Linked DNA regions of Mus musculus: all the other regions are linked to region 3. The links are chromatin loops, found by intact Hi-C in ENCODE. Cell type or tissue: left cerebral cortex. All regions are shown on one strand. Links, peaks and the distances in the headings refer to the core of each region. The heading gives the core; the rest is flanking DNA.

The links. Peaks named below come from ENCODE experiments on the same cell type or tissue, not always from the same donor. Only the 100,000 strongest peaks of a DNase experiment are listed, where the experiment ranks them.
Region 1: it touches region 3 in a loop (2.0-fold over the local background); 2 of 42 quality-filtered maps call a loop at or near these places.
Region 2: a loop joins it to region 3, with 2.8 times the contacts of the local background. A loop is called at or near these places in 12 of 42 quality-filtered maps.

What each region holds. Positions count from the first base shown.
Region 1 is chr17:24,201,557-24,212,491 of GRCm38, forward strand. Tbc1d24 (TBC1 domain family, member 24) reads right to left here and starts at 4,006. Exons shown (of 8, transcript NM_173186.4): 1 at 3,918-4,006. It overlaps Ntn3 (netrin 3), which reads right to left and starts at 7,831. Exons shown (of 6, transcript NM_010947.3): 1 at 6,503-7,831; 2 at 6,243-6,431; 3 at 6,010-6,159; 4 at 5,837-5,887; 5 at 5,652-5,726; 6 at 2,275-5,391. The coding sequence starts at 7,430. The coding sequence ends at 5,042. In left cerebral cortex, for the core only: a CTCF peak has its summit at 5,495 (motif pointing right); DNase peaks (open chromatin) are centred at 3,501, 4,044, 4,487, 4,676 and 8 more places; H3K4me3 peaks cover 6,132 bases; H3K27ac peaks cover 5,844 bases.
Region 2 is chr17:24,169,190-24,177,719 of GRCm38, forward strand. Atp6v0c (ATPase, H+ transporting, lysosomal V0 subunit C) reads right to left here and starts at 261. Exons shown (of 3, transcript NM_009729.4): 1 at 17-261. The coding sequence starts at 95. It overlaps Tbc1d24 (TBC1 domain family, member 24), which reads right to left. Exons shown (of 8, transcript NM_173186.4): 8 at 6,242-8,530. In left cerebral cortex, for the core only: CTCF peaks have their summits at 319 and 4,422 (motif pointing right); DNase peaks (open chromatin) are centred at 295, 516, 1,160 and 4,430; H3K4me3 peaks cover 1,288 bases; H3K27ac peaks cover 1,612 bases.
Region 3 is chr17:24,347,162-24,358,096 of GRCm38, forward strand. It overlaps Abca17 (ATP-binding cassette, sub-family A (ABC1), member 17), which reads right to left and starts at 3,898. Exons shown (of 31, transcript NM_001031621.3): 1 at 3,807-3,898; 2 at 38-124. The coding sequence starts at 91. Abca3 (ATP-binding cassette, sub-family A (ABC1), member 3) reads left to right here and starts at 4,862. Exons shown (of 33, transcript NM_013855.3): 1 at 4,862-5,090; 2 at 10,758-10,830. In left cerebral cortex, for the core only: a CTCF peak has its summit at 4,759; DNase peaks (open chromatin) are centred at 3,997, 4,152, 4,788 and 5,608; H3K4me3 peaks cover 2,593 bases; H3K27ac peaks cover 1,848 bases.

The DNA.
Region 1 (10,935 bases), core at 1,505-9,504, 150 kb before region 3:
ATCTCAAAAGATAAGGTGGAGAGCAATTGAGCAAGACAGCAAATGTCGACCTCTGGCCTCCACACACAGGAACTCACATACATGTATATACATACACAGGTCCCAGGGGAAAACACAAACATTTATAGCTCAGCTCACAGGCTCCAAGAAGCCCAAAGACCTGGGATTAACTGAGATGCTAGGACAGTGTCCTTTGTGTGCTGTGCTGGGAGCAAGGCTGGAAGAGCCCAGGAAGAAAGAAGGTCCTAGGGTGGGAGTATGTCCCATAACCCACTCCTTCTAAAGGTCCACAAGCTTCCAAGGCAGGTGTGCTGGAAAGGGCCCTGCTGAGAAAGATGGTCAGAAACTAGCACAAAGGAACAAAGTGACTCAAGATGAGGCTGGTAGATTGAAGGGAAGGGCAGCCTTTGGTGAGACCCAGACAGTGAGTGACACTTAGAACAGCAAACCAGTTTTTATTCATAATAGACTCACCTATCAGTCAACATCCAAAGTCTCTGAGAGTGTGTAGAACCCAATTAAAAAACTGTGCAACAAGCTGGAAGAGCAGTCACATTCCTGTACCCCCAGCACACAGGAGGCAGACTCAGAGAGAGGATCGTGAGTTTGAGGCCAGCTAGGCTACATAGCGAGAGCCTGTTTCAAAAAACCCCAAACCTAGTCTAGAGATAGAGTTCACTGGTAGAATTCTTGCATGGCATTAAACGGAAGGCCTTGGGTCCAATTCCAGGGCTACAAAACAAACGAAGGACAAGCCAGGCACAACAGCCTTTTCAGAAACAGCTTACTGTGCCTCACTATGTAGTCTGTCACCCGCAAAGGGAACATCCCAGGCTCAAACACTTGGCCTATACAGTCCACAGACAAACGCTCGGGGGCTGCGGGCAGGCAGGGGCTCCTGTGACACTGCCCATTCTCCCTTGTCCTCAAGGCCCCCACAATGCAGAAGACTGTAGTGGATACCACATGCTTGGCCTCCCTTACTTCTTACCAGAGAGCTGCCTTTTGCTGAGGCCGACTCCACAGAAAGTTGAGGCCTGGAAGAAAGGCGAGGCAAGTTCCGAGGTGGGTTTCCCCTAGTGCTGTGAGTATACACAGAGGTCTGACCCATGGTGTGGAGAAAAATGGGGTCTTTTGAGATAAGTAGAGACTCCCCAAAAAGCAGGCAGGAAAATCCCCTAGAAGGCAGTGGGACCAGGGATTGTTGTACCTTTGATGTGCAGAATCACCCCTTTTACTCAACAGGCAAGCTGGGACTCTGTGATGGAAACATAAAGCCTTACTCCACAACACCTACAAAGCAACAGGCTACCAACCAGCCTTCTCCCTTCCTTAGAGTCTTCAGGACACAGTATTGGGAGTCTGTATGGAAGCCCAGCTTAAATGCCACACAGGAATGTTCCCCACTTTTGAGCCCCGTGTGTACTTGAGTCCCAGACCAGTAGATGCTTACCCAGTGTCTGAATGGCAGGCACCTCTCCAAACTCAAAGCCTTATTCCTCCCAAGCCTGTGTCTCTCTACATTGTGTCCTGGGCTGGAGTCACCCCATATCCTCCTTCCGCTCTGGCTTTTACCCTCCTGGCAGCTGCTTATCTCATGCTTGCCCTTCTTAGGATTGTCTGACAGTACCTCAGCTGGCCCCACCCTCAGCGCACGCAGGAACCCTTCTGGGTCTAGAAAACAGATCAGATCAAGTCACTCCCAGGCCCCAATCTCCCAGGTCTCACTCAACACTGTGTCCATAGCACCCCCCACCCAGCTCCTTCTCATGCAAATTCACCTTTTGTTCTTCTCTTTCCCCTTTAGCACTAGGGTTGAGCCTAGGGCTGTGTGCACAGCAGATAAGAATTTTATTATAGAACTATGCTCACCAGCCCTTTCTGTTGTTTTTAAGGAGAGTCTTGCTCCGTACACCAGGGCGGCCTAACACTTGCTCCTTCTGCCTTAGCCTCTCTACAGAGATTATAATTGTGTGCCACCACCCCCAGCTCCCCTGGGTCCTGGGCACTGAATACAGAGCCTTGCATCTACGGGTAAGCACTGCTGCATTCTCAATGCAGTAAACACATATTAAAAGGATAGTGAAAATTCCCAGTAATGAATTCAAGCTTGTTCTCAGTAAAAGGCCTGAGGGCTTTAAAAAAATTATCTCCATTTAGAAGGTGATGGTTACCACTGAAATGGCTGATTGTAAAGGGCTTCTTTCTTCCATTTAGAGTTGTCAAAACAGAAAAGGTATGCTCAAACAGGTAGAACATTCAACAGGGCAAATCTTTTTTTTTTTTTTTTTACAACCCACTTCATTGTCTTGTGTACTTTAAACACTTTACTATGTCTTCAGAGGTTGGCTCAGTCTCTAATAAGGATTAGGAGCAATGCTGTGTGCCCAAGGTCACTGAGACTTGCCAGACAGTCCTGGCAAGGGTGGTTACTCAGAGCTAGTAGGGAACACAGGCAGGTGAGTTTGCACTCCCAGGGAGGTAAATTTGATTGTTGTTATGAAAACCCTACCTAGATTACTAGAGTACTTCTGCAAACCCAAAAGGTCACCCTTAATCCAGCCAAAAGCCACTACATTGCTAGTTCACTAGTTGACATGTAGCATTCAAAAAGTGGCATCTTTATTCCCTCCAACAAGCACTTAAGAGAGTGCCTGGCTAACTGAATGCCAGACCATGGGGGAACAGGGACAACACGATGTGGCTCCAGGCCTATCCACACGCAGACTAGATTCTAAATACAGCTGTCACTACCCTAAGTCTTTATCTGAGTACTGGGGAGATTAGGTGAGGATTAATCATCAAGGAAGCACACAGAGCCCTCATAGCACTCAATATGAATGGTCACTATCAAATATTTGAAATTTCTTAACCATTTGTCGTCTGGGTTGGTCTTGACACCAACCCAGAACTGACATCAGATAGAGCTTGAGAGAACACAAATACAGCCATCTCCACAACAATTCAGTGAACAATGACAGGTGCCTATTGGGGACAGGGGTGTGAAAATGAGAATGGAGTCATTGTCCCCAAGTAGATGACATGGCAACGCATGCCATGGGACAGTTGTACCAACTGCCTGGGAGTAGCTTGCTGACCTTCCAGCAGAACATGGTGAGACAAGGAAAATCCTTTATTTACCTTGGAAAGACAGCAACACAACCGCCCAAATGGCCAACCTATGCCTGCATATGTCCGGGCTGGGCTAGACAATCTTTGGCCTTTAAAGTTAGCCCAGTGAGTCCCCATCCAAGAAGGCCAGAGCACTATTTCTGAACTGAGTCAGGTCTGTCAAGGAAAATCTGTGGTCAGGCTGCCAGCACCCAGCAGACTGACTTCTGTCATGTGCAGCCCACCCCGTGTGGTGCCAGCTCTGCCCTCCAGCTGTTATTCAAAACTCCTGAAGCACAGGGCCAAGCTAAGGCACAGGTGACCAAGGCATGTCAGGGACACTGGCTGGATAGGGCTCTCAGGCTGGGAAAGTCCCTAAGCTTCAGGTGGGCAGTTGTGTCATCTTTGGCAAGTGAAGGGCCTGGGTTGTTGCAGGTCTCCGAGGGCAAAGGTATATGAACACTGCTGCAATTTCGAACGAATACAGAAAGAGGATTTCCTATTCCGCAGGGACGGAAAGTGCCCCAAGGGAAGGTTGACACAGAGGCAGTTCTTGCCCACGACACAGAGCCCAGAGAAGGCAGGGATGATCGAGGAAAGCCGGGCCTGCCCAAAGGGTTCTGACTCCGGGGCCCACGTCACGCACGCAGCATTAGACTCTGGAGCCCCCTAACCCGCAGCGACCAAGACACGGAGCACAACCCGTGCCCCCCTCCCTCAGTACATCCGTGCCGCCGGTCAGCGCACCGTGGCAGTGACACCCCCACACCCCGCGTCCAGCCGCCACGCCCCCGCCGCGCACCCACCTCGGCGCGCCGCACCGCACCTCTCCCTTCGGCTCTCCGCTGGACCGCACTGGACTTTCTGCGCACGCGCGTAGGCGGCCCCGCCCCACAAGCACGCGCTTGCGGGCTGCCCACCCCGAGTGCCCCGCGTCTCAGTGCTGCCGGCTCTGAGCATGCGCATTTGCGCCCGGCGGCGGCCAAGTCGGGAGCATGCGCTAGCCAAACAGCGGTTCCCGCGCTAAGGGGCGGGGGCTCGCCTAAAGAGGTGGGGACCCTAGCGCCTGGTGTAAGGCAAAGTCACGGACGACTAGAACTCCGACGGCTGCCCGTGGAAGTCGCCTCTGGTCCGGTCACACGTGGACCTGATCTGCCCCTTCTCGACGTCCAGTCTTGAGCGGATAGAGTGTAGGGCTCCTAGCTAGGGGCAGGACCTGTGTCATGGAGCCAAGAGGCCAAGACTGGTAGGAGTCGTGGTAGAAAGCGACAGCTGGATGGACCCCAGAAAAGGGTACAACGGAACAAGAAAGATATGGGACACAGGCAGTGATGCAGCTGCGGATGGGGACACGGTCACGTGACCGGCAGAGGCAGGCCAGAATGGATATGGGGACAAGATCCATGACACTGGACAGGGGAGCCTACAATACTCTTTGTACATTCCCGGCTGGAGGGCAGAGACGTCGCTGTCTTGGCTGTGCAATTGAGCCACAGCCCCTGCAGCGGTGTACAGGCAATTATGGTGGCAACAGTGGTTTTGGAGAGGTTGGAGAACTCTAGTGTATCACAGCATCAGAGAGTTGATGAATCACATTGGCCCGTGGGATGTGCTCAAACCCCAGAGGGATCATCCTAGCATCCCCTGGGAATAGGCGGGTTCACACCTTTAAGAGACGTCGGGTATCAGCCAAGAGGGATAAGATCAGGGTCCTCTGAGCTGCCCTAGGAGCCTCCAGATAGCTCTTAGGGGCCATCATACTCCTCTAAGTTGGGGGTAGGGTATCGCCAAATAGGTTTCAAGCGGGGATGGGGGTAGGGGGAAATTAGATGGCGATGCACGTGACACTTCCAGCCTAGTGCTCTGATGAACGCGCCGCGCCCAGTGATAAGAGAGCTGAGTCCGCCCAGTCCACGCCCAGCTTGCAGATTCAGGCGGTCCCGCAGCGCCCCCGCCGCTCTCTCCTCTGCAGCCTCCGCAGGCGCCGGGTCCAGGCGTCTCTCCAAGGCAGCACGAGGCTTCCACGGGCAGCACTGAGCCCCTGTCCCCGGCCCGCTGTGCTCCCAGCTGCAGCCCCCGGCCCACCTCCCAGCAGCAAGTAACGCCGGCCGGGCAGGAGGCGCGGGCAACCGCAGGCCGCGTCTAGAGTTGGTACCCACAGCGCGCTGCTCCCGCGTCGAGCGCGTTCCTCGCCGCTGCGGAACACAGCAAGCACCGCTACCGGAAAGCGTGTCCACGAGCCGCGGGCCTCACCGCGTGCACCCACTGCCACCTGCACCGCTGCGGGGGGGGCGTGGAAAAGCGATCAGGTTAAGTGGGGCAGGGCCGGAGGGGTCTGTATAGAGAAGCATAGAATGTCCAAATGGCTTAGGAGAGACATGAAGAGGTCACCCACTAGAGGGAGGTACACTTAAGACATAGCTGCCAAAGCCCGCATCAGTGGGAGACCCGAGGAAAGAAAGAGCCTTGAAGTACAGCCAGGGTCAAGGTATTCAAAGGAGCTGGGGGCGAGATGGAAGAGCTGGAGTGAGGCAGCCTACCATAGTCCTTCCGGCAGAACTTCTTCAGGCTGATTCGGTAACTGCCACGCGCAGGTCTGCAATGTGACTCACAGTCTAGGGGGAAAGAGTGGAGACTAGCAGATTCCCATGCCTCTACCCCACACTGGTCTGCTTTAGCTAGGGCCCTCTTCCCCAGGCCAGTCTGGGCTCTGGTGTCCACTCACCCTGTGGCTCCACAGGACTGCTTTCTTCGGTGGGTCCAGGGACAGGAGTCTCTAAGGAGTGTGGGAGAATAGTCTATAATGGGGTATCTGACGGAAAGGCTCAGGGAACAGACAACAGTCAGTAGCTGATGCGACTTTGGCTGAGGTGACTGAGACAGGGCAGGGTCACTCACTAACGCAAGGTGCCACAGGAGAACGGCTCTGCTGGAAACCTGGGGCACAGCGGTTACAGGTGAGGCCAGTAACACCATCCTTACAGGGACACTGGCCTGTGGTCTGGTTACAGGTTTTGCCAGCAGCACCAACTGGGTGGCAGTCACAAGCTGAGGACAGAAATGATAAGCTCAGAACTGTAGCTGGGGTTCTGGGGAAGTAAATCACGAACGTGTATAGGTGGCAGGCTCACCTCTGCAAGCACGACGGTCACTCAGGACACGGCCTGGATCACGATAGAAGCCCTCCCGGCAGTAGTGGCAGTGACGACCAGCTGTATTGTGCCGGCAGTTGAGGCACACGCCCCCACTGCGGCGGCCGGACAGTCGGTAGAGCTCCATGTTGAAGCGGCATCTTCGCGCATGGCCGTTGCAGGAGCAAGCTGCAGGGAAGGGTCAGTCAGGGGCAGCCCTGCCTGGTCAGAAGTCCCCAGGCTACCCTCCAAGGCCTCACCAAGGCAAGCGTGGGCTTCCTGCCCTGTAGCCCGCTGCCATGGCCTGTCGCAGTAGAAGGGCTTGCAGCGGCTGCAATCAGGGCCCTCTGTACCATGCTGGCAGTCGCAGACCAGGTGGCCATGGGTGTCCAACAGACACCGTGAGGCATGCCCATTGCACTTGCATCGACCTCCCACCTGAAGCTCAGTGGCTGAGTAGGAGTAGGGGACTGTCACCCCACCGTCCCTGGTGTCTCCCTGAATGGCAGGCCTTGTGAGTACTATGCGAATATCTGTGGCAGTCACCCAGTCTTGGAGCACGGGGCTGTTGTCCAGATCCAGGCCCTGTGGGCTGCCATCCTGCACACTGAAGGCCAGAAGGCCTCCACCATCAGGCTGAGCCTGGGGGGCTGGAAAGCAGAGGGCTTCTGGCCCTGGACCAGAAGGGCCATCAGCAGGAGCAGGCAGACGGCCATAGTCCAGGGTACAGCTGGAAGAGAAGAAGCCCAAGGGGACCCAGCTGCGGCCATGGTCCTGCGACTTAAGCAGGGCCACGGAGGTTGGAGGAGCTGAGCAGAAGCGCAGGCTCACGAAGACCAGCTCAAAAGCCTTCCCCAGGGGCACTGTGAGGGTTACGTTGAAAGGTGCCTGTTGCAGCAAATCGGAGCGCCAACAGAGAGGACTTGCAGTGCCCGGAGCAGAGGTCAGGAGGTCTGCAGAGTGTGCCCGCTGCGGGTCCGAGGAATCGCAGACGCGATTGGCCGACCTCCCGCACGTGCTGGACGCCAGCACCTCTCGGCCCAGAGCAGCGTTCACAAGGCCAGGAATACAAGAGCGAGGCTCCCTCGCCTCATCATAGCAGGGGTCGGCAGAGGCCGGCAGCCCTGGGCTCAGTGCAGCGGAGAGCGTGCCCGCGGTCAGCAGCAGCCCCCAGAGCCAGGTGGGCATGGCCGTGGCCGCTGTAAGTCAACCAGCCAGCTTCCGCCTAACGAGTCTGCCCTCGAAGAGAGAGCCTAGTCCGCTACTCTGCGTGCCGGGTCTGCAGTGCCAAGATAGCAGAGCACCAGGGCGGCCCCCAGCACAGGCCCAGAAGTGGGAGCAGCCACCGGCACGCCCGGGGCCGAGCACAGGAGCAGGGATGTTGGCGAGTCCTCCTGCTAGGCCTGAAGCGTTGACAGGCGTCGCCCCCGCTCCCGGTGCCTCCGCCCGCGGAGGCCCCACCCGCCGCCGGCCGCCAGCACTCACCCACGGAGGGCCAGGAGGAGCAGGTCTCCCGGCCTCCCGGGAAGGGCCTTGGGCGGGCGGGGCCTGGGGCGCCCGGGCTGCCGGCTTCTCCTGGCTGCAGCGAGAGCAGAGGAGCTGTGCCAGAAGGGGGTGGGGGGCTCAGCAGGAGCAAGCCTGGTCCTAGCCAGGGGCGGAGCTGCTCGGGCCGGGAAGGAAGGAGGGGAGGGGGCCTTGTCCCGACAGCCAGAATCAGAAGCAGATTCAGACACAGGCTGGGCCAGCGCGGGAGGGGGCTGGGAGGCCCACGATCCGGGGGGAGGGGCTGGAGAGCCAGGAATGCGCTTACGGGAGGGGGCAGCTCAGCCTTACAGCCCGTGAGGGACCACCCAGCAGGGTCCTCGGCCTGAAGCCAGGCTTTGACTGCTCCTGGGGTGGTGCCACGTGCTGGGCTGGGGTCTGGGCCACTCCTCCCAGAGGCCCATCATGCAGGCACAACCTTAGAACTGAAGCTTGAAGTCTTGGATGCTCCCCAGAATGGGGGAAGAAGACAGTTGGGGCTGGTGTTCTTGTAAGGTATCCCCAAGGCAGTAGTCTGTTCTAGCAGAAAGAACTCAGGTCTTATTTTAAATCCAAGCTGTTTGGATTTCTGGCTGTGTGGCCTGAGTTCCTCAGTTTCCTCATCCACCAAAATGTCTATTGTTTGCCATGCTTTGTGGAGTTGCTGGGAGCATTTGATGAGCTAACATAGATATCATCCTAAGCGAGGTGCACTAGGGATGCGGCTAAGTGATGAGGTCACGGTTGGACAGTGAGATCCAGCCAATCTCTTAATCTAAATCACTCCTGGGTCTCAGGGTATAGCTGTGTCATAGGATAGCCCCATTGTCCAGAAGGGCTTGAAAGTTTGAGCACAAAGTACAGCCTATTTGATGGTCCCTTGGGGTTCAAGGTCTGTTCACCTGTTACCCCACCCCCACCCTCGTGGAAAGGTAAGGAGTGGGATTTAACGACTGGAGAGGGGCTGGTCACAAATAAACCAGAGTCAGAATCCCTGAACCTGACCGTCTACAGCCTAGTACATCTGGGTAGAAAAACAGGCAGATGCCCCAGATGAGTTGCTGGGGTACAAGTTGGAGGTGGGCTGTGGCTGAGAGGGTCTTGCCAAGAGGAACCACTCACTGCCTTTGGTCCCTGACGGACCAGGCAAGGCTGCCATGGACTCCACGAAGAGCGGGTGGGATACAGTTCCATCTTGGGGGAGCAGTCCTGAGGTCCAATTACCTGGTTTCAGAAAGGAGGCTGACCACAGGCCAGTCCCTGCAGATGGTAAGAGAGGCCATATGAGGGAGAATGCCTGTATACTCAGAGCTAGCATTCTGGACTGAAAGTGTTCCTACAACAAAAAAGGAGAGAAACAGAAGCTCTCAGGAAAGGAATAGTGAAACAAGAACCCTGGACCCTTCCCAGGACACAGGGGCTGCGGCAGAGGCAGGCACCGGGAGAGAAGCAGTGTGGCAGGGTGTTGGACACTTGTTCCTCTAGAACAGCTGACTCAGGGGAAAACCAGGCTGTCCTCTGAACATCAAGCCCATGCTAGAGTCCCCAGACTGTCAGACAACTATGGGAGGTGGGACAGGGGGACAGCCTTTCACGCCAACAGTGAAGTAAGCCTTATCTCTAGCTCAGCTCCCTGTGAACTGTGACTGCTGGGGTCTGCAGAGTATGAGATGGATTCTGATGTGGGTGGAAGTTGGTGCCTGGTGATCTCTGCATTGATCAGGTCCTGAGGGATGGAGCCGGACAGGAGCTCAAATGGCCATTGCCTCACCAGCCCTTCAAGGAGGAGGCATGGGCTTCAGAGCTCTTTCCTAGAATTGCCCTTTGCACACATTGTCTGGCCCCAGGGCTACTCTTGCAGATGGTGGACTGGGCATTGGGATAGCTTTCTCTAGTCTCCAAGAGCTGCTTATAACTCTCTGTGGACCCAGCCACCTGCCTCCGCCCCTGATTGAGGCCTCTTAGGCCTCTCCTCTCATGATTCCCTACCCCCTCCAGGCATTTTCTGTAACAAAGAGGTTCCGCCCTCCTTTCCCCCCCAGCCCCCCCCCCACCCCTGCCTCACACCTGCAACTGCTCAAGCTCTGCACACTCACCCCAATCCATAACAGCAATTGGGTTGAGGGGGGCAGAGGATGATAGTGTTGGACAATTTCAGGTCTCAGGGGGCTGCTGATCTTTCAAATAACCCCCTGGCCAGCCCGGGACCAACTGTCCCCTTCAGACCCTTGCCACCACTTCTCCTTGCCTTGTATGAGTGCCTATTATGCCTCAATAGGCCCAGACGTAGAGAGGAAGGCTGGCAAGTCTACGTTCTCCGTCTCACCTCGTCCCTTACTCTCTCCATGCCCTGCACTCCTTGCGCAGACTTTTTGCAAACCCCCTCCCTTTCCACACTGTCAGGCCAGCTGGGCGGCAGCAATCAGCTCTCCGTGTTGAAAACGAAAAGCTGAAAAGCACCGGTTGGTGGAGGGATGGTGTGAGGGGGAAGGGCGTAGAAGAAGGAGGAAGGGTAAAGGCTGGTAGCCCTCCCTACTTCATGAGGATTTAGAAATAAACAGTTTAGGGAGGGGTCTTCTGTGTCTTGCCAACAGTGAAATGCAGCCCTCTCGCCCAGACCTTGCTGGGAGGTGGCCCCTCACACAGGCTTAGGCTCCCGCTGCTCCACAAACCCAGCCCTCTTACTCCGCCGAGCTCGCCAGCACAGAAAGGTGGCGGTCAGGAGTCCAAGGCCGACGCCAAGAGCAGCCAGAGACATGCTTTGGGCCAGATCCAGGCAGGGCCCGCACAGCGAGAAGGTGATGCCGGTGCCAGATGCACCGGCCAGCACCGCCAGGGCGCCGAAGGGCAAGCCGCAGCGCGACCAGGAGCCCCCCGCACCGCCGGTGGCCAAGAACAGGGCATGGAGGGCTCCAGGGGGTTCTGGGGATGCCAGACCTGGCAGGGTGGGCTCAGGCAAGGACTCTGGTGACCTCATGTTTCCGACTAGGTGGCCGTGCTTTGGGGGTGGAGATGGGGTGGCAATGGTAAGGATGCCCATCACAGCCTTACGTCACATCCTGGTCTGCCACGTAAGAGCCAATTGGTCCCGAACTTGGTGACGACACCAGGACGCTTGGGAGTTCCACTGCCTCCTCCTGGCTTTGGCAAGGAATTGGGCAAGCAGGATGTT
Region 2 (8,530 bases), core at 1-8,000, 180 kb before region 3:
CTGCAGCGATGCTCACCGCTGAAGACCATGGCGGACGAGGCGCCCATGACACCGAAAAACGAAGAATATTCGGGGTTGTTCTTGATGTCAGCCATGTCTGCAAGCAGGGAAAAGACAAGCTCAGCGGGCGGCGGCGAGCTAGGACAACGGGACAGCGAGCGAGGAGGCAAGCGAAGATCGTCGAGGCAGCGGATGGGAAGGCGACCCCGCCAGTCAGGCGCTGCGCTCTAAATACCAGCACCGCAAAGCAAGATGGCGGCCGCGCTCGCGTCACATGATCTGTCCCCGCCCCCACGGGCTGTACCACTTTGCGCCGGTGGGGGAGCGAGGCTCCAGGCTCGCCGGCAGCCCTTGGACAATTTATGGGCCCTGGCACCAGTCCTCGGGGCCCGGGGCCCAACGCTCAGCCTTGCCTGGGTCTTCGCTGGCCCGCGGCTCCACGCAGTCGTCTTCTCGAACCCTACGGGTTTTGGGATCATCGGTCCCCCGGGGCGGAGCCGTAGCGCTCATATTAGCATACAGGGTGGAGCGAACGCTAGCCCACCTTCACTGCGGCTGCGCAGAACTCACCGGTGTTCGAGTACCCGTGTTCGTTTTCCCTGTGTTCACTGCTCACGGACCTCAGGCACTCCTGCTGCATAAGACTCAGGTTAAAGTAGTGACATCTAGCAGCACTACAGAACTTATAACAGAAGAAATCCCTCGTGTTGGGCTTCGCTGTCTCCGCCAACCCCCAGGAATACCACGCCCCACCTCTCCGGGCTTTAAAGTGCAACAGCCCTAGGTGTTCTGTAGTCACCTTCTTCCATACCTAGGCTCCTGCAGATTCAGGCCCACCGTATTCCCTTTAATTCCGGTGGTGGTTGTGGGTCCCTCACCTGACCCCCTCTTGTATAGCTGTCTGCCCACAAAGACGTAGGCATGGCTGTTTTTCTATTTATTTTTCTACTTTATTTTTGAAACGGGGTTTCACTGTGAAGTTCTGGTTAAGCTGGAATTTGCCATGTAGACCAGTTCCGTCTTGTCTGCCTCTTGAGTGCAGGGGGTTAAAAGCACCCTGCTTGATGGGCTTTCAGCATTGACACCTGTGAAAGGTAACCCAGATTTCTGAAAGTCTCAGAAAGACCTGATTGCCCTTCTAGCACCCATGCAAGGCCTACCTGTGCCAGGCCTCCTTTCTAGACCACTGATGGAGGACTGGTTTCCCCAGCAATGGAGTGGCTAAGGCTACCTCTGCCCTCCAGATACCCTTGTAGCAGCTTACGCACCCCAGCTGCCTGCCTTCCTTCTACCTATCAACTCAGGCTGCCTAGTTTCCTTTACCCTTCCCTCCTGAGCAGCCACGACCTAGCCTAGACCTCCCTTGAAACTCAAGGTCACATTCTAAGACCAGTGGGTTCTCCAAGTGGTCTCAATGCTAATACCTCAACTTCTCCATGCAGGCAATAGAGACACCTTCCCATCCTGCTACCTTCTCAGTCCTACATTTCACAGCAGAAAACTCCCTGTGTCCCCTTCCCACCTTGGCTGAATCCAGTCTACCACCCTTTAAACTGGCCCGTAGAAGAGCCTTTGTCTTGTTTCAGAGAGGACGTTACTGAGAGCAGCTTTAGCCCTTCCTCCACCCTCTCTTGCTCCATTCTGACTTTTGAAAAGAGGAATCTTCACTCTTGCCCCCACGCCTTCACCCTGTCTCTCTCCAACTCCTTGCCCTTGCCAAGGTCACACTTCCTTTCTAAGCCAGCACACAGGGCCTCGGTACTGCTATCTCCAGTGCTTCCTCCCTCTCCCCCTCTCTTTCTCCTGTGTGCCTAGAGCCTGAAGAAGTCAGAAGAGCTCGTCAGATCCCCTAGAGCTAGAGTTAGTAATGCCTGTGAGATGCCAGGTAGGTGCTGGGAATTGGACAGAAGTCCTCTACAAGAGCAGTGAGTGTTCTTAACCACAGAACCTTGCTTTAGTCCCCATGGGTTTTTTGTTGTTGTTGTTGGTGGTGGTGGTGGTGGTTTTGGTTTTTGGTTTTTCGAGACAGGGTTTCTGTGTGTAGACCAGGCTCGCCTGGAACTCAGAAATCCGCCTGCCTCTGCCTCCCAAGTGCTGGGATTACCATGCCCGGCCCTTGGTTTGTTTTCTATTCAGCACTTAATATCCCACAATTCTTTGCTGCTTAATCATGTGCTAGGTAGGTCCTTCTTGGTGCGCTTCCCTTTGCTGTCTGCTATCCTCCAGCACCAGTTCCCAGGTCTCCTTACTTACTACTCAGAACCCATTTTCCCACAGGAAGTCCTCCTGACATCCCCCATGTTTCTCCTCTCCCTCCCCTAAGTGTCCCCCTCTGGCCCTTGCATCGAAGGTTGTTGTGACTTTTTTTTTTTTTCAGACATCCAGTAGGGTGCCCAGATCTGGCCACCCTAGTAACAGAGCTAAGCACCTAACTATATGTCAGGGCCTATGCTGAGGCATTTGAGGTTATTGTCATGCCTACTCTTAGTCACTGGTTAGTGAGACAAACCTAGGAAGACTAAGAGCCTTCCTCCAGTCACCAGCTAACAAATGAAGGAATTACAATTCTGGTCTAGGGCCCGCGCTAGTGGCTGAACTACCAGGTGAGCCACCATCTCTCACTTCGTTCCATTTCAAACCTCCCACCCAGATCTTCCAGGCACTGTGCAGGGCCTCTACTCTGAGTGGACTCTAGGAAAGAAACCACAAGAGTGCATCCCTGCCTTCTCCTTTACTGTTACTTCCCCCTTGGCATGAAATCATAGGTCATGAGTTCTGGCCTGTCACTGTCAGTGGGGATTTCCAGACACAGAGAGGGAGGGGCTTGGAAATGCACATCAGAGACCCATAAGGAAAGGGACAGAGATGGAAGCTGGGCTCCTTAAACAGCCGATGGCACTTTCCAAAGGTCCTAGAGAGGAGGCAGAGAAGTTCAGACACTTCTTAACATCCCAAACAGCCGTAAACTGGAAAGACCAGGGAAGCTATTCCCAAGAAGGAAAGACCAGGCTTGAGAGTACACAGCTGTCACCTCAGCACCATGGGCTCTGAGGCAGAAAGACTGTTAAGTTCGAGGCCAACCTGGGCTACATTGTACTGTCTCCAAACAACAACAACAAAAAAAAAGGGGGTGAGACAAAAGAAAAGAGAAAAAATGGGAGGAACAAGGGGAGGGGGAAGGGAAGTAGACAGGGAGGGAGAAGCAGTAGCCTTTACAGGAACATCAAGAACCGTGTGACCCAGGAAAAGCCCTGCAGCAGCCTCCTTCCAACCCACCACAAAGGCATGGGGGTGGAGAGAGAGGAACCTGGGTGAGATAGAACCACGTGTGGCCCAGACATGGCTGGTGGAAACATTAAATAGCATAGGTAACGGTACTATTCTGAAAAATGGAACATGATCAAAGGCAGCTTGTTCTTTTTTTTTTTTTGGTTTTTCAAGACAGGGTTTCTCTGTGTAGCCCTGGCTGTCCTGGAACTCACTTTGTAGACCAGGCTGGCCTCGAACTCAGAAATCCACCTGCCTCTGCCTCCCAAGTGCTGGGATTAAAGGCATGCACCACCACTGCCCGGCGGCAGCTTGTTCTTTAAAAAAAAAAAAAATTAAACTAAAAACTAGTTGAGCCATGTATGGCAGTGGACATCTGTAATCCCAGTGTTTAAGAGGCTGAACAGGATGGGAAATCTTGAGGCTAGCCTGGGCTATACAGACATAAGGGTGGCACTGTAGAGTGTGTGTTTAGCAGCGTGCATAGGGTCCTGGATTTAATTCTTAGCACCAGAAATAAATACCTATAGACTACGGATCAAAGAAATAACAACAGGGAGGGCTGGAGAGAAGGCTCAACGGTTAAGAGCACTTGCTGCCCTTGAAGAAGACCTGGGTTTTAGTCCCAGTATCCATATGACAGCTCATGGCTGTCTTGTAACTTGTTATAGGGAGTCTAACGCCATCCTCTGGTCCCATGGCACACGGGCATATGTGCAGGTGATCACCCACAGAAATAAAAACCCCTGCTGCTCGTGGTGGCACACTCTTTAGCCTTAGCACTCAGGACTCAGAAGTAAAAGGATCTCTAGGAGTTCAAGGTCAGCCTGGTCTACATTGCAAGTTCCAGGAGAGCCAAAGCTACATATGGAGACCTTGTCTAAAATAAAATAAAAACTAATAAAGTCCAATAAACACAGAATCTGTCTTGCTCTGCTTGGGCTCCTCGATAAGTTTGAATATCACATGGTTTGCAAATCTACACTGTTTCTATGTATCAGACCACAAGAGAGACACTAGATACATATTTACAAGGCAATGGTTCTAGAGACAGAGAAACCCTTCCTTCTAGCAAAAATTCCAAACTTCAAGAGTGCAAGAGTGATTGGTTCTTAACGCTGAAGATAAACAGGCAGGCAGTGAGGCAGCTCTGCCACTAGGGGGCATAGGAGATTAGTTTACTGTAACCTTGGCTCTGGAAGCTGGTTGTCAGGTGTTGAATAAACCCCAATCTGTCTTTGACCCTATGTTTCTCCACTTGGTAGTGGGAACACACTATCAGGAAAGCAATGCTGAGCTGGGAGCCTGTTGTGGGAGCACACGCGACCCTGGACAAATCTCCCAAAGGAAGCCAGAAATGGGTTTGCTAGATAAAGGGATGTGTGCCCAGAAGGAGGATCTGGGGCTCCGTCATGAGGACCCAGAAAAAGCTGATCCCTAAATTAAGTCTTAAAAGATGAAAAGGTTGCAGGGTGTGGTGGCGCATGCCTTTAATTCCATGCATGGTAGTAAAGACAGATGGATCCCTGAGTTCAAGGCCAGCCTGGTCAACAGAGTGAGTTCAGGACAGCCAGGGCTATACAAAGAAACCCTGTCTTGAAAAACAAAAAAGAAAAGAAAAAAAGATGAAAATGTTTAAAACAGGAAAAAGATGCAACCCAGTTTTCTTCTTTGTGTACATGTGTGGGAGGCTTAATGTAGCCTAGGCTGGCCTTGAACTCCTGATCCTCTGGCCTCTTAACTCCCAAGTCCTGAGCTCACAGGTGTGCTCCTTGTGTTTGTCCATGACTCAGTGCCAGTCACAGGATGGTCCTGAGCACTGACAGTAAGAGGAAAGAGCAAGTTTAGGGAATGCTGGCAGTGCAGGACAAACCTTGGAGATGCCCTGTACCAAACCAGCAGTGCAGCAGCTGTTTATTCTGCAATGTCCAGCACTCGTGCCCCGGAGGGTGGAGGGCAGGAAAGCAGCAGTGTTTTAGGAGCTACACCAGAGCCCAGTCTTCCACCAGAAGGTGTTTGAGCAGTAGTAAACAGCCTACAAACAGCGGTTCTGGATTCCTGTGAAGAACTGCAGAAAACCAGTGCTCACTGGAGCAATGCTAGTGTAGTCCTAGGGTCAAGTCTCTGCTGGCCTAGTAGACAAGCACTTCACAAACTGGGTTAGGCCTCCCAGCATCCTCTGAAGTAACCTGCAACACAGCAAAGCCCTTGTACTAGGAGACAGCAAAGGAGCAGACCACAGGCCATATTTACCCTTGTGGCCAATCTGGGGATGAGAACTAGAGAAGTTGGCTGCCGCTGTTTCATGGAGAAGCAAGTGGGGTCCCAGAGGAGTTGCAGGTACAGAGCCCACAAGTCTTACAGGGAGGAACCAGGCAGGGTAGTTGGCATTTGTGTAGAGTTCAAAGGAAAATGTTCTGCTAGGCCTGGTTGTATAGGCCTATAATCTCCCCTACTTGGATGGGCTATTGGTTCAAGGTCTGTCTGGGCTACAGAGTGAGTTAAAGGACAGCCTGGGTACTCTAGGACACTCTGTTTCAAGCAAGAAAGTAAAACAGTATTTAAAGAGGTATACAAGGCATTAGGAAAGATGTCACTATTAACTTATACAAATGTCCGAGTAAAACAGTCTCCTTTTGCATGAGAGATGGGAGTTTGCCTTTTGATACTGAGTTTTGTTTCACAGGAACCAAGATGACTGGAGATATGTGATGACGATTCCTGACAGTGGTCCTTCTCCATTTACTCCAAATGACGAGTTGTGAGGACCAAAAGGCAGAAAAGCAAGGTCAGGAAGCTGTGGCTGGCAGTGCAAATCCAGCAGAGGCTATACTTGCCTCTGTGCAGCCTCGTCGCTTTAGCTCTACTTGATCGATCCTTGGTCTATTCCTTCTCAAGAGGTAAACAGTATATCCTGCGAGAAAGGTGTGACGAGCCTCCCACCCTGTACTCTCATGACACAGATGTACAAAGATACCTCTTCAACAGATACTAACTTTATTTAGGAAACATACTAACACTAACCAAATCACTTATTTTCACATCACAAAGTTGTATATTGCTGCAAGTCCACACTTTTGCTTTGTAAGCACGAGTATGCTGGCTACTCATCCAGACACTCCGATGGTCAGCTGGGGACCACATTGTTTTCTGTTTCTTTTTTTTTTTAAAGATTTATTTATTTAGTATACAGTGTAGTACACTGTACTGTCTTCAGACACACCAGAAGAGGGCGTCAGGTCTCATTACAGATGGTTGTGAGCCACCATGTGGTTGCTGGGAATTGAACTCAGGACCTCTGGAAGAGGAGTCAGTGCTCTTAACCACTGAGCCATCTCTCCAGCCCCCTATTTCTTTTTTAAAAGATAAGGTCTTTATGTAAGCTAGGCCAGCCTAAAACTCCCTGTTAGGTCAGACCAGCCCCATGCTTGCAATCTTCCTGCCTCAGTCTCCTGAGCGCTGAGATGACAGTGCAGTGTGACTCCTCTAATTGGTGGCCATTTGTCAAAATCCATAACTACAAGGTTTAAAAGGCAAAATTATGCTTTGGAACTTCTCCTTAGGCCTTCAGCTTACAAACTTTTTTTAAATCTTTCTTCTTTGTTTGTTGTTGTTGTTGTTTTGAGACAGGGTTTCTCTGTATAGCCCTGGCTGTCCTGGAACTCACTTTGTAGACCAGGCTGGCCTCGAACTCAGAAATCCGCCTGCCGCCTCTGCCTCCCGAGTGCTGGGACTAAAGGCGTGTGCCACCATGCCCGGCTTAAACCTATATTTCAATTTTATGTTTATTGTGTTTTGCCTGCATGTACGTCTGTACACCACTTGCATGCAGTGTTCAAATAGCCCAGAACAGGGTGTCAGATCCCCTGGAACTGGAGTAACAGATGGTTGTGAACCACAATTTAGGTGTTGGAAATCAAACCGGGATTATCCAGACAAGCAGACAATGCTCCCCCACCCTACTCCCAGAGACAAGGTTTCTCTGTTTAGCCCTAGCTATCCTGGAACTCACTCTGTAGACCAGGCTGACCTTGAACTCAGAGACCCACCAGCCTTTGGCTCTTGAGTACTGGAACTAAGGCACCACTCAGCCAGTGCTCTTATGAGCCATCGAGTTCAGCATATAAGCTCCTGAGCGCATCTCCAATGTGGTGGTATAATGCACAGCAGAGGTGCTCTGGTCTCTTCACATAGGAAAATAGGCTAGGCAGCAACTGCAGAGCAGACAAGCAGCACACCAATGGATGCCTTCCTTTTGTTGTGGTTGGTTCCTGACATGTCACAGATTAGCCTATCCATGTGTCCACTGGCTGCTTCCTTAGTCCTACATACAGTATTCACAATTTCCATGCAGATCAATAAATGACCAAGCCTTCAAACAAGTATCATTTGTCTGTAACAACGTAGCCATGAGACACTGCATCTAACACCTACAGCACAATCAAAGATTGATGTAACAAGGGAAGTCATAAAAGACTCCATTTATTTGTCTGTTTGTTTGTTTATTGAGACAGGTCTCTTGTAGCCATAGCTAGCTTGAACTTGTTCTGTTGCTAAAGATGATTTGACATTTCTGCCTCTACCGTCCATGTGCTGGGATTATAGACACACACCAGGCCCAGATACGAATCTTAATACCAAAATTATCCTTTACACTTCATATGCTTTCCAGCCTGATGGAAATACTGTGGGGAAAGAAGTGTAAAGCCTGTTTGGCACTCATGCTTGACATAACAACTTTGTCACACAGACCTGAATAGAGCTATGGAGGAGCTAGCCCTCTCTGAGGTAGTTGCTACAGAACTTCAACCTCAATAGTGACTTAAAAACAAAACAACTAGTACAATCTGTAACTTTCTAGATTTAGTGAAGATATGAGAGAGCAGGTCTCTGTAAAACTGCATGTATTCCTGTACAGTCAGGGGCACTGCACCACAATAATGTCTGTTTTATCTTTCCCTTCATTTTTATTTTATGTTTATGAGTGTTTTGACTGTGTCTGTGTTCTACATTGGCACAGTGCCTACAGAAGCCAAGAAAGGGCTTAGATCCCTAGGAACTGAGTTATAGATAGTTGTAAGCCATCATATAGATACTGAAAACTGAACTTGGGTACCCTGGAAGGCCCAGTGCTCTAATTACTGAGCCTTCTCTTTATCCCCAGCCCATGTATGTATGTATGTATGTATGTATGTATGTATGTATGTATGTATGTATGTGTATATACACATATACATATATATTTTTAAGACAAGGTCTTATT
Region 3 (10,935 bases), core at 1,353-9,352:
GGACCCACATCTTCCCCCCAGGTAAGCAGTTCCTTACCTTTAAGATGAAATTCTTCCAGAGAAGGAGTTTTAATTTCTTCAACACCTCCATTTTTCTTTTCCCAGCTGAAGAAGAAGCTCAACACTAGTTAGGAAACAAACTGAGAAAATGTTAATGTTAAGTAGTAGTCTTTCAGCTAGACTCAGTGGCACACACCTTTAATCCCAGCACTTGGGAGGCAGAGGCAGGAGGATCTCTGTGAGTTCAAGGCCAGCCTGGTCTATATAAGGAATTCCAGGACAAGAGCCACACAGTGAGACCCTGTCTCGAATAAATAAAAAAGGCAGATTTCTTTCGCTCTTTATTAGCTTTCTTCTTGTGGGCTTTTGGAAAGCGCCTTCGTTACTTATCTTTTTCCCTATTGTTCCTTCTTGGCCTTTTTGGGCAGACCCTTCCTCCTCTCCTCAGCCTGTAAACATTAAGGTACTACAGGGCTCAGTCTCTGGACTCCTTTCCATGCCAACAACACTCACTCCACAGATGACTTCACTCTGTGTTGATGGACTCCGGTATGTTTGGACAATGTCTACTTTCATTCTCTAGCTTGGACTTGACTCAATTTCTTTTCCCAAATATTCAAGTGCGAGATATCTGTCCCACCCCCACCGTGTTTTACCTCAAAACAGACCTGGCCCACTCATGGTCCTCCTAAAACAAGTCATTGCCGACCCCTTCACCTCCCGTCTTAGAGGTCATTAATTATGGTGATCTCTTCTGAAGTGTACATGTAGGTTGTCACAAACCTATTTGTCCAGTCTTTGGAATATTCCAGAATTTGCTACCTTTCACCCTTTCACCCCCTTGATTTTTTTTCTCCAACCCAAAGATTTATTTTTCTTATCTGTAAGTAGACTGTAGCTGTCTTCAGATGCACCACACACCAGAAGAGGGCGTCAGATCTCATCATGGATGGTTGTGAGCCACCATGTGGTTGCTGGAATTTGAACTCAGGACCTTCAGAAGAGCAGTCAATGCTTTTAACCGCTGAGCTATCTCTCTAGCCCCACCCCCTCAATTCTTATCATTCCTTGCCCTGCCTGACTTTTTGCAAGAGCCATGGCAGCACAAACATGGCGTCTGATCTTGCCATTTTGCAACTTATTTTCTGTGCAATGACAAGAACAACAGAGTTCGAGTCAGATCACCTACACTCCTTCACCACAACCTCCATCTGCTTTTCATGTTTATTTTTCTTCTTAGCATATTTAAGCAAAGAAATGTTCTTTATTTCAGGACTGGGGAGATGGCTCAAGAAATGGCTCAGTGGATTAAAAATTTGCTGCGGAAAATGCTTGCAGGACCTTAGTTCAGTCCTCAGTACCCATGTGAAAGTCAGGCATGGCAGCACATGCCTGCCATCCTTGCACTAGCGGGGCAGAGGCAGGCAGATATAATGAAATATATGAGAATTGGCTCCAATTTCAGTGAAAGACCCTGCCTTTAAAAATGAGATCTGTGGACGAGAGGGTTGGCTTAGCACTTAAGAGTCCATCCTGCTTTCCTGAAGACCCAAGCTCACGTCCCAGCATCCACGTGCAGCAGCTGACAACAGCCTGCACCTACAGCTCGAGAAGATCTGACATGCTCTTCTGGCCTCTGCAGGTACTCAAACATGCATGTACATACGTACGTACCTACACACACACACACACACACACACACACACACACACACACACACACACACACACACCACAGAGGGAGGGAAAGAGTGAGAAAGAACCAGCCAGACACATAAAAATAGTAAAATAAATATTAAAATAGGATAAAGTACTTAGGAGGTGCCACTATAACAAGCTACACCTATATTAAAAACAAACAAACAAACAAACAAACATCAAATGAAAAAACAGCTGGGTGGTGGTGGTGTACGCCTTTAATCCCAGCATTCTGGAGGCAGGCAGATCTCTGGGTTGAAGGCCAGCCTGGTCTACAGAGTGAGTTCCAGGACAGCCAGGTTTACACAGAGAAACTGTCTCAAAATACAAAAAACAAACAAACAAAAAACCTTCAAATCATCGTATTGGTTTTGTCTTACTATAATGAAACGTATGAGAATAAGTAAAAGAGGTTTACAGCTTTGGAAGCTGAAAGTCCACATAGCACCAAGCTCTGGCTGTGCCAAGCTTTGGCAGTGGTCCCTGTGGTTTCATCAGCTCATGCAGATTGTACCACAATGGTAAGAAAACACACAGAACTTATATCCTAAGGCAGGATGCCAAAAGTGTGGCTGTGAACTTGAGTACCACAAGAACTGTGCAGAGAAAATCTCTTGTGCACTGTGTGAAAGTATTCCTGTCTGTAAAATAATGCTGTTTAGCCAATGGGCTCAGACAGATTAGAAGGTGGGACATCTGGCAGAGAGAGAGAGAAAGAGAGAGAAGAGAGAGATGCAAATGTCACGTGTCCAATTTACATCTATAGATAAATCTATATATTTACATAAACAGGTACAAAATTATAGAGAGAGTATTTACTGAACAAATGGCATGGGAAGAGGATGGCAGTTATAAAAAAAGTGGCCTTTTGTTTTAAAATTTGAAGAATATATTTATATAATACTTGCTAAATTTTAAATTTGTGAATATACTAATCATCTATATGAAACACCTCTAAAACTTCTAGATGATTAAAAGCTATGCAAACTACACTTGAAGCAAGATAGAGATTCACACAAAGACCACTATGGCAGTGTTGCTACAGTTTCTGTGCTGCCTGGATATTTAATAGAACAAGCCTACATAACTCACTGTCATAGTCAATGATGTACACACATTTCCGTGTGATTGTGTTTACATTAGTTTCAAATAACAATATATTCAGTTCTAACAATACATTGTTGAGGACTTTGAATTTGGTGTTAGATGGCTGTTTCAATACTTCCTTTACCAGTTTCATCTGTACTCCTCAATACACAATAAAATGAGACTTTGACACCAGACACCTACTTTGTGAGATTCTGAGGAACACGCATCACGAATACTCTCAACCTCGCCTTTGCCTAAGGGAATTCTAAGTCACCCAGCTCTGTTCCTAGATTTAGTTCTGCAGAACTAGGCTTAGGTTTGGAAAGGACTAAAGAATTTAAGTTGAAAATGGCAAGTACTGTTTTGAAAGAAAAGCGATTAAGTTTAACGTCCAGTTCCAGTCAGCCAGATTCATACACCTCCTATCATGAAATAGAGAATGGGAGAGACATTTTGGGTTGGAAGGATGATGGAGAGAAAGTCTTTGGGGACAAAGTCTTTTGGAGATGTTTACAGCACACCAATAATCCAAATCCCCACCTTGCTTTAATTGTCCCCCCATCTCCCCCAACACACACCGCTACATGCTTGTTACAACAGGCACATACTGCCATTTAAGTGCCAGGCATGATGATAATCCCTTAAGCATGCACTTTTCTCATTTCACTTTGGAAAAAAAGTGGTGGTTGTGGGGGAACCGCAACCTTTGAATACGCTATTACTACCATTTCAATTTTAGGAATGAGAAATTAAGATTCTGGAAAATACAATGACTTGAATACACTAGTGAAGGACTCAAGACCTGAAGCCAGGTCTTTGAGACTCCCTTTATTCGGCAAACTTGACTAGAGCATTTCTGGACAAGGTGTTCTAGGACCCCAGGGAACTGACCATGTACCAGGCAAGGGCTCTTTTCTTAGGGAGTCCATCTTCTGGTTAGCCATACAGGACCCTAGAGAGCGAGAGGTTATGACCACAGTGTAACTGGCATTGATTCGGAAGTCACGATCCCAGGGTTACCTTAAGGCTAGGCAGGTCTGGTCCGCAGCCCGGAATCCGGGGAGGGCTGCGCCTCACTCACCGCAGGCACCCTGTCCGTGGCCACGGGCACTGAAGGACCCGCTGGATCGCCCTCGACGACTGTTGGCCCCGCGACACGGCCACGCCCACGCTCAACCCCGCTTCTCCCGGGCCAGCCGCGCGGATGCCCAAGCTGCAGCAACCTGTGATTCCAATGCCATTCCCTCCTGCCTGGGCCGAGGGCACACAGATGTTCGCATCCTACTGTCTGAAGGAACCACAACCCCCTCCCACCTCCATGCCTGTCTACTGCCTGAAGAAATCCTAACGCCCCAATCTCCTGTCCGAGGAAACTCTACCGCCCAAGAGACCCCGACGCCCTGCCTTCTGCCTGAGGAGACCCAGATCCCTGAGAACCCCCTCCCACCCTGACTGTATTCTCCTAGTGGTGCTGCTGGGCTGGACCGTGACTTTCCCTTTCCTAGCTGTGGGCTGTCGCCTCTGAAAGGTTCCTAGACCTAACCTCACTAGGGCTTGGGTTCCTCCTGCTGAGAGCAGAAAGTAGCACTTTCTCTTGGTGACAAGAGTGAGATGGGGAGAGAGCCCTGAAGAGAAAGAGGAACTTGAATCCCGCTGCGAAAGTGAGATTCTTGATGTTACAGCCTCAACTGCTTTGAAACACATTTGTCCAGAGATGAGCTTCAGGCCAGCGACCCCGGGGCTCAGAGCCCCAAACTAACGCCTACTGTTTGCTGGACGCGAGCAAGGGCGTGCTGCACGATCAGTGGCGGATGCGGAGAAAACCCGCAGGGGCAACCCATCACGCACGCTCACCCCACCCTACAAGCGCTTGCCCACTGGAGGTGAGACCTGCGTGGAGTACTGCGCAGACGCACGATCCGGAATGTTGAACTGGGAGGGGTGCACGCGCTACGCAGAGCGCCCTCTGTCGGAGCTGGGCAACATGTGCCAGGCACTGCGCAGACGCTGAATCCAGAGCTTAGGCGAGGCTGAGCCGGCCGGGGGCAAACCCGGGGCACCTGCAGGGGCGGCCCAGTGCGCACGCGCGCTCCGACGCGCCCCCCCACCCCCTCCAGGAGCCGGAGCTTCCTGGTGCGTTCTTCCACCCGCGCCTGTCGCAGGCGCCTCCTCTCTGCCCCGCCGCCTCAGTTGTCAGCTTCGGCCGCAACCGCCCCAGCAAGGCTGGAGCAGGACCGGGAGTCTAAGGGAGGGAACCTGGCGAGAGAGCTGCGCAGACCGCCGCCACCCTGGCGCTGAGGGTCGGTGAGTGTCACTAGGACTTGTCACTCGCGCGCTAGCTCGGGGCTCTGAGATTTCCCGTCCTTGCCCGGGTCTCCACTCTGCCAGCGGGCAGCGCCCCAACCTGGGGCCTCCGAGCCCCTGCCTATCGCCGGGACCTGCGGGCTCGCGGACTGACCCTTCGTATTGCTGCAGGTGTAGCTGTCTTGGCGTCCTCATGCTGGGTGTGTCCCCGCTATAGCGGGGTCGCGGGGCTCGCAGGAACCCGCACAGACCGCTGGGTCGTTACGGGGTCTATTGTGCGGGCCTGGCAGGTGGACAGACAGCCGCCGCCCTCAGGCGCTTTGCGGGCTGCGACACAGCAGGCCGGCGGAATGCTCCAGGCTCAACCGGCCAGTGCTGGTCCTGGATGGAATTCCTCCCAGTTCTTCAAGCTTCAGCATCTTCGTTTTCATGAACTTTAACGTAGGGTTCAAGGGATGCTTTGATAGGGGTTGAAGTTGGCGAAGCCCTCAATGTGCAATACAGAACTCGGAAGGGGGAACCACAGCAACTACAGCAACTGTGCTCTGGTCAAGTGTCTCGGTGTTTGGTGTTGGTGCTCAGAATGACCGACCCCGAACTTCGACTAGTTCCTGGGGGTCAGGGCTCCAGCCTGGGGGTCAGGTCCCTGGTACTGCACGCTTGAGCTTTCCCTGTGTGTGGCCCATTTGGGCTTTGTCTTAAAAGGTATTTCTGTCTGTCCCTTTGCCTCCAGGCCTGAACGGTTCTTGTATCATAAATAGGGACTTGGTGTTTGTAACGTGAGGAGCACTCAGGAAATGCTCTCCCAATGAGTGACTGGGGCTTTGTAGTAACAATGTGGAGACCCAGGCAAGGCTTAAGGAACTGAATTCTGCCCCTGTCTCCTAAGCAGCCTTATTTCATCCAGAGAGTTTTGTTTGGTGTTGCCATTTGTAAGCTTGAAAAGACTGAAACCATTTTAGAAAGCTTGCCTCGTGGGAAGTAAGAGACAGGGTGGGGAGAGGAAAAGTTGATTTTTAAAAAAATGAGTGTCATGGGAATCCCCCTCACCCACATTGGTTTGAATTGAGCCCTTGCAAACAGATAATATCTTCCTCTAGGGCAGGCGGCATTCCACCATTCTGACAGAACAGCCTTTCAGAGCATGACCAGGTAGCTGGAGTTCTTCTTAACAAGCCACTAACTTTCCCTGTTACATTGACCAGGCTGTCACATAGAAACTATTTTGACTTGGTCTTAACTGGGAAGGCCTTAGTTTGGCCTTTATGGGCTTTATGGTTTCTCCTTCAGCCCTGCTTCTGGCAATTGGCAGGGGGTTCCTTTGATACACTGAGTCTGCCTAGAGCCACATTCTAGAACTCTCAGGTACGTTCATCAGTCTTCTAATGCGCAAGGCTCCAGGCATGATTCTGAGTCACTAGATGATCCCTGCCCGTAGAGATCTTCAAATGGCACTAATTTACTCACAAGAAAGTGGCTTCAATCAGAAGCAGGCCTGGCCAAATGGGTCAGTGAATTAAGGTGTCTAACAATCAAACCCGACAGGTTGAGTTAGATCCCAGTGACTCACGAGATAACAGAGGGCCAGCTCCAGCAAGTCGCCCTTGACCTCCACACAGACACCATGGTACATGCATGCCCCCCACCACAGCACAGAGAAATAAATACCGTGTTTGGTTTTTATTAAAGAATGGGCTAAGTGGTACAGGACACATCCAGAATAGATGCCACCCGTGTCTAAAGGAGTAGGAGAGCTGAACTGAGAATGCAAGATAGAGTTGTTCCAGAGAAATGTTCATGTGCCCAGCCAGAGCCTACAGTCTTCATGGGTAGGCCTCAGACTGAAGTTTCTATCTGAAAACACCTCTAGAAGGTTCTGCTCTGCAGTTAAGATGAAGAACTTCTCCTTATCAGAGGCAGCATTCACAGGGCCTGGCTCTGAAGTAGGCTAGGAAATGATAGGGTCTCATCAGTTAGAGCAGTGTGTTGGATGATACTCTCAACAGACTGACGTGGTGAAGGCCCATTCTGTGTGTGGAGTGAAAGGCCTGTGGCCCATTCCTGCATCAGTGCCATTCCCTGGGAATAGCACAAGGCCTGGCGTCAACAGGCCAGTGGTCACCTTTGCAGAAGCTGTAATGAGCTCCTTGCTGCTGCACTTGTTACTGAACATCCATGGTTACCTCTCTGGGGACGCCTGTTGCTTCATGACCTCACTCCCCATGCCTAGGAGGGCAGAAAAGCTGGCTATCCAGGGAATGGGACCGGGGCTGTAGCATGGGAATTAGGCAGGAAAGCAAGCAACAGCACGCATTTTGTAGAATTCTTTTTGTAGAGCCTGCTTTGGGACACATCTTTCGCCTAAAATACACCTTGCTGATTCTTACCAAGAGCTTCTAAGGAGACCCACTGTTTTCAGCTCTGGATAAAGCAGGCAACGATGAGTTCCAGAAATTGCACTTCTCTACCTGGGCCTGCAGAATGGATCACCCAGTTTTAGACCTGGCTTCCTCGGGCTCTAGAACAGAAGCTGTGGTTTGCAGGCTGGGCTCACCCAAGCCACATAAAGGCCACTGTGTAAACAGGTCATCCCGGTGCTTCCTCTTGTGTGCTGCTGTGTAGAAAAGAGTTTGAGAGTGTCCGTGTGTGTCTGTGTGTGTGTCCGTGAGAGTGTGTGTGTTCGTGTGTGTGTGTGTGTGTGTGTGTGTGTGTGTGTGTGTGTCATCTGATAGTGAATCCTGACAAATGAATCTAGAAACATAGATGAGTATGGACCTTTTAAAGAGACATGAGGTGAGGCCCTGTGATAGTGACACAGACCTTTAATCCCAGCACTCAGGAGGCAGAGGTAGGCGGATTTCTGAGTTCGAGGCCAGCCTGGTCTACAGAGTGAGTTCCAGGTCAGCCAGGGCTACATAGAGAAACCCTGTCTCAAACACACAAGAGAGATAAGAGGTAAAGTTAACATGATTAAAATCTTCCAACATTATTAATAAGACAAAGAATTATAGCATAAACAAGCCCTGTACATTGAAAGCTCTGAGGTCAGGCTCATGTGTCCCTAGCATTTGAAACCTGGTTCTAGGTCTGTCTGTTTCAGAAACCAACTGCTGTTGAGTGTACAAATAAACAGGACACACCTGCGTGGGCACAGACCTGCGCTTGGGTCTGAGCTCATTTACGTGCCATGCAAATACTCTGGGTGGATTCCGGCAGGAAAAAGGAAAAGCACAAATTCTGGCCTTGAATGGTTTTTGGCCTAGATCTGCAGATGTGACACTCAGATAGCACCCTTGGTAGCGGAATATAATTATTAACAATCTTATGCTTGTCAGCTTTGAACATTGATTAACTTCACACGCCAACTGAAGCTTCCCCTCTCTCTTCTCCCAGTCCCTTCCTCCCCAGACATGCCGCCCCCACCCCTGCCGGCCGCCCCTCCTCCCTTTCCCTTCAGAACAGGGGAAGCCGTCCTTGGATATCAAGCAGTCTTGGAATACTAAGTTGCAGTAAAACTAGGTGTGTCTTCTCCTACTGTGGCTAGACAAGGCTGCCCAGTTAGAGGAAAGGGATCTAAAGGCAGGCAACAGAGTCAGAGCCCTTACTTCTGCTGTTAGAGGGTACCACATGAAGACCAAACTACACAGCTGTAATGTATGTGCAGAGGGCCTACGTCAGGCCCACGCAGGCTCCCTGGTTGGCAGTTAATCTCTGTGAGCCCCTATAGACCCAGGTTAGTTGATTCTGTGGGTCTTGTGATGCTGCTTATCAGCTTTTTGTTGCTGTTGTAAATACTTGAGGCAGTTTTTATCTAAAAGGCGTATTTTGGCTCGTAGTCTTAAAGGTCTCAGCCCATGACCAGTTGGCCCGTAGCTTTGAAGCTTAGTAAGGTAGCACACAGTGGTGAGGGACCTGGAGCAGATGAAAGCTACAGACACCATGGTTGGATCCCTAGAGTTCTCAAAGGAGTTACAGCAGTGTGAGACCTCCTATCAGGCTCTCGCCTATTAACATTTCTACCAATAGTACCAAGCGAGGGACTCTGCCTTTAACATATGAGTCTTTAGAGGACACTTGAGATACTAACCATAGCTCATCGATGTTCAGACATTCTCACTAGTATGCTGGGTTTGGCATGGATTGTTTGAAAGCTCTAATTCTCATGCCTTGTTACCTTTTCCTTGAGTATGGGGGTTTGGTGAGGGAGAGATTTTTTTTTCAAGGAGGATGTGTCCATAGATTTGTATTTGTGTGTGTGTGTGGTATGTATGGTTGGGGTGTGTGTCTTTGTTTGTGTTTGTATGTGTGGTGTGGGTGTGTAGTGTGTGTCTGTGTGTGTAGTATGTGTGTGTGTGGTGCAGAGGTGTATGTGTATAGTATGTGGGTAGGGGTGGAGGGTGGTGGTTGGGGGGTGTGTGTGGTGTGTGTAGTATAGTGCGTGTATGGTATGGGCGTGTGGTTGGTGTGTATATGTAGTGTGTATATGTGTAGTATGTGTATGTTTGTAGTGTGTGGGGTGGTGGTGGTGTGTGTGAGGTGTGTGTGGGGGGGTGTGGGGTGTGTGTGTGTGTGTGTGTGTGTGTGTGTGTAGGCCAGAGGTCAACTGTGGTGTTTTCTTCTATTGCTTGCTACCTCATTTTTTGAGACAGGACCGTGACTGGACCTGCACCTCACTAGTGTGGCTGTCTTTATGCCCCCATCCTCCATTGGTTTCCACTCCAGCACTGGGTTATGGACACCCATTCTCGTGTACAGCTTTTTGCGTGGGTGCGTGGGTTCCGAACTGAGGTCCTTCTGTTTATGTAACAGGCAGTTTACCCAGTGACATCTCCTCAGCCTGAATATGTTTATACCTTTTTTAAAGATTTGTTTTTATTTTCCTTGTATGAATGTTTGTCTATGTGTATACATGTGCATCATGTGTACCCGTGGTAGCCAGAACCTGCATCAGCCCACCTAGAACCAGAGTTACAGAACACTGTGAGCTGCCACATGGATGCTGGGAACCTAACCTGGTCCTTTGCAAAAGTAGTCAGTGCTCCTGGCTGCAGAATCAGCTCTCTGGCCCCTATTTTTTTTAAAGGCTATTTCACATATTACTTTCACACAGTTATTTGTTATTTTAAATTTTTTAGAGGTCTCAGGGTTTGGACATTTGATGAAAGAAAGCCACACGCCCTCCTTTTTAAATTGGCCAGTAAGTTCCGAGCTAGCTTGTGAACCCTGTGTCACCACTTCCCAGATACCTATGAAGTTTGTAAAGCTTTGGTCAGTCTCTTGTGACACATTTTATTACTTTTGTTTCTGCAGTGTGTATATGTGCCTGGGTGGGGAAATCGAAGGACAATGTCTGAGAGTCAGTTCTGTCCATCTAGCACAGGTTCCTGGGGTTTGAGCGGGTCCCCCAGGGTTGGCAGCAAGCACCTTTAAATTCCCTGCTGTCTTACCTGCTCTGTCTCTTTTTAAAAACCACATCCATGATACTTTTTTAAACGGTATCTTGAATATGGAAATGTTACACCTGGGATGCTTAAGTAAACTCCCAAGAACTGCCTGGCCACCACCCGTGCTGCAGGCCCTTCCTTAGGATGCCACGGCCATTGCCTCATGACCGGGAAAACCAGAGTGCATCCATGTATTAAATACAGCTTTTTTTCTTATTTTTAGAGAATACAAGAAAATTGCTCACTATCCCTCCACTGTGATGTACTGTCTTGTTCATTCTGCTTGGAAACAACTGGTAAGGTTCACAGATGAGGGCCAGACCCTAAAAATGTACCTTTTAGCCTCCCTTTTATTTGATTATATGTGCATCTGCACATATACTCATCTTGATTGATATATT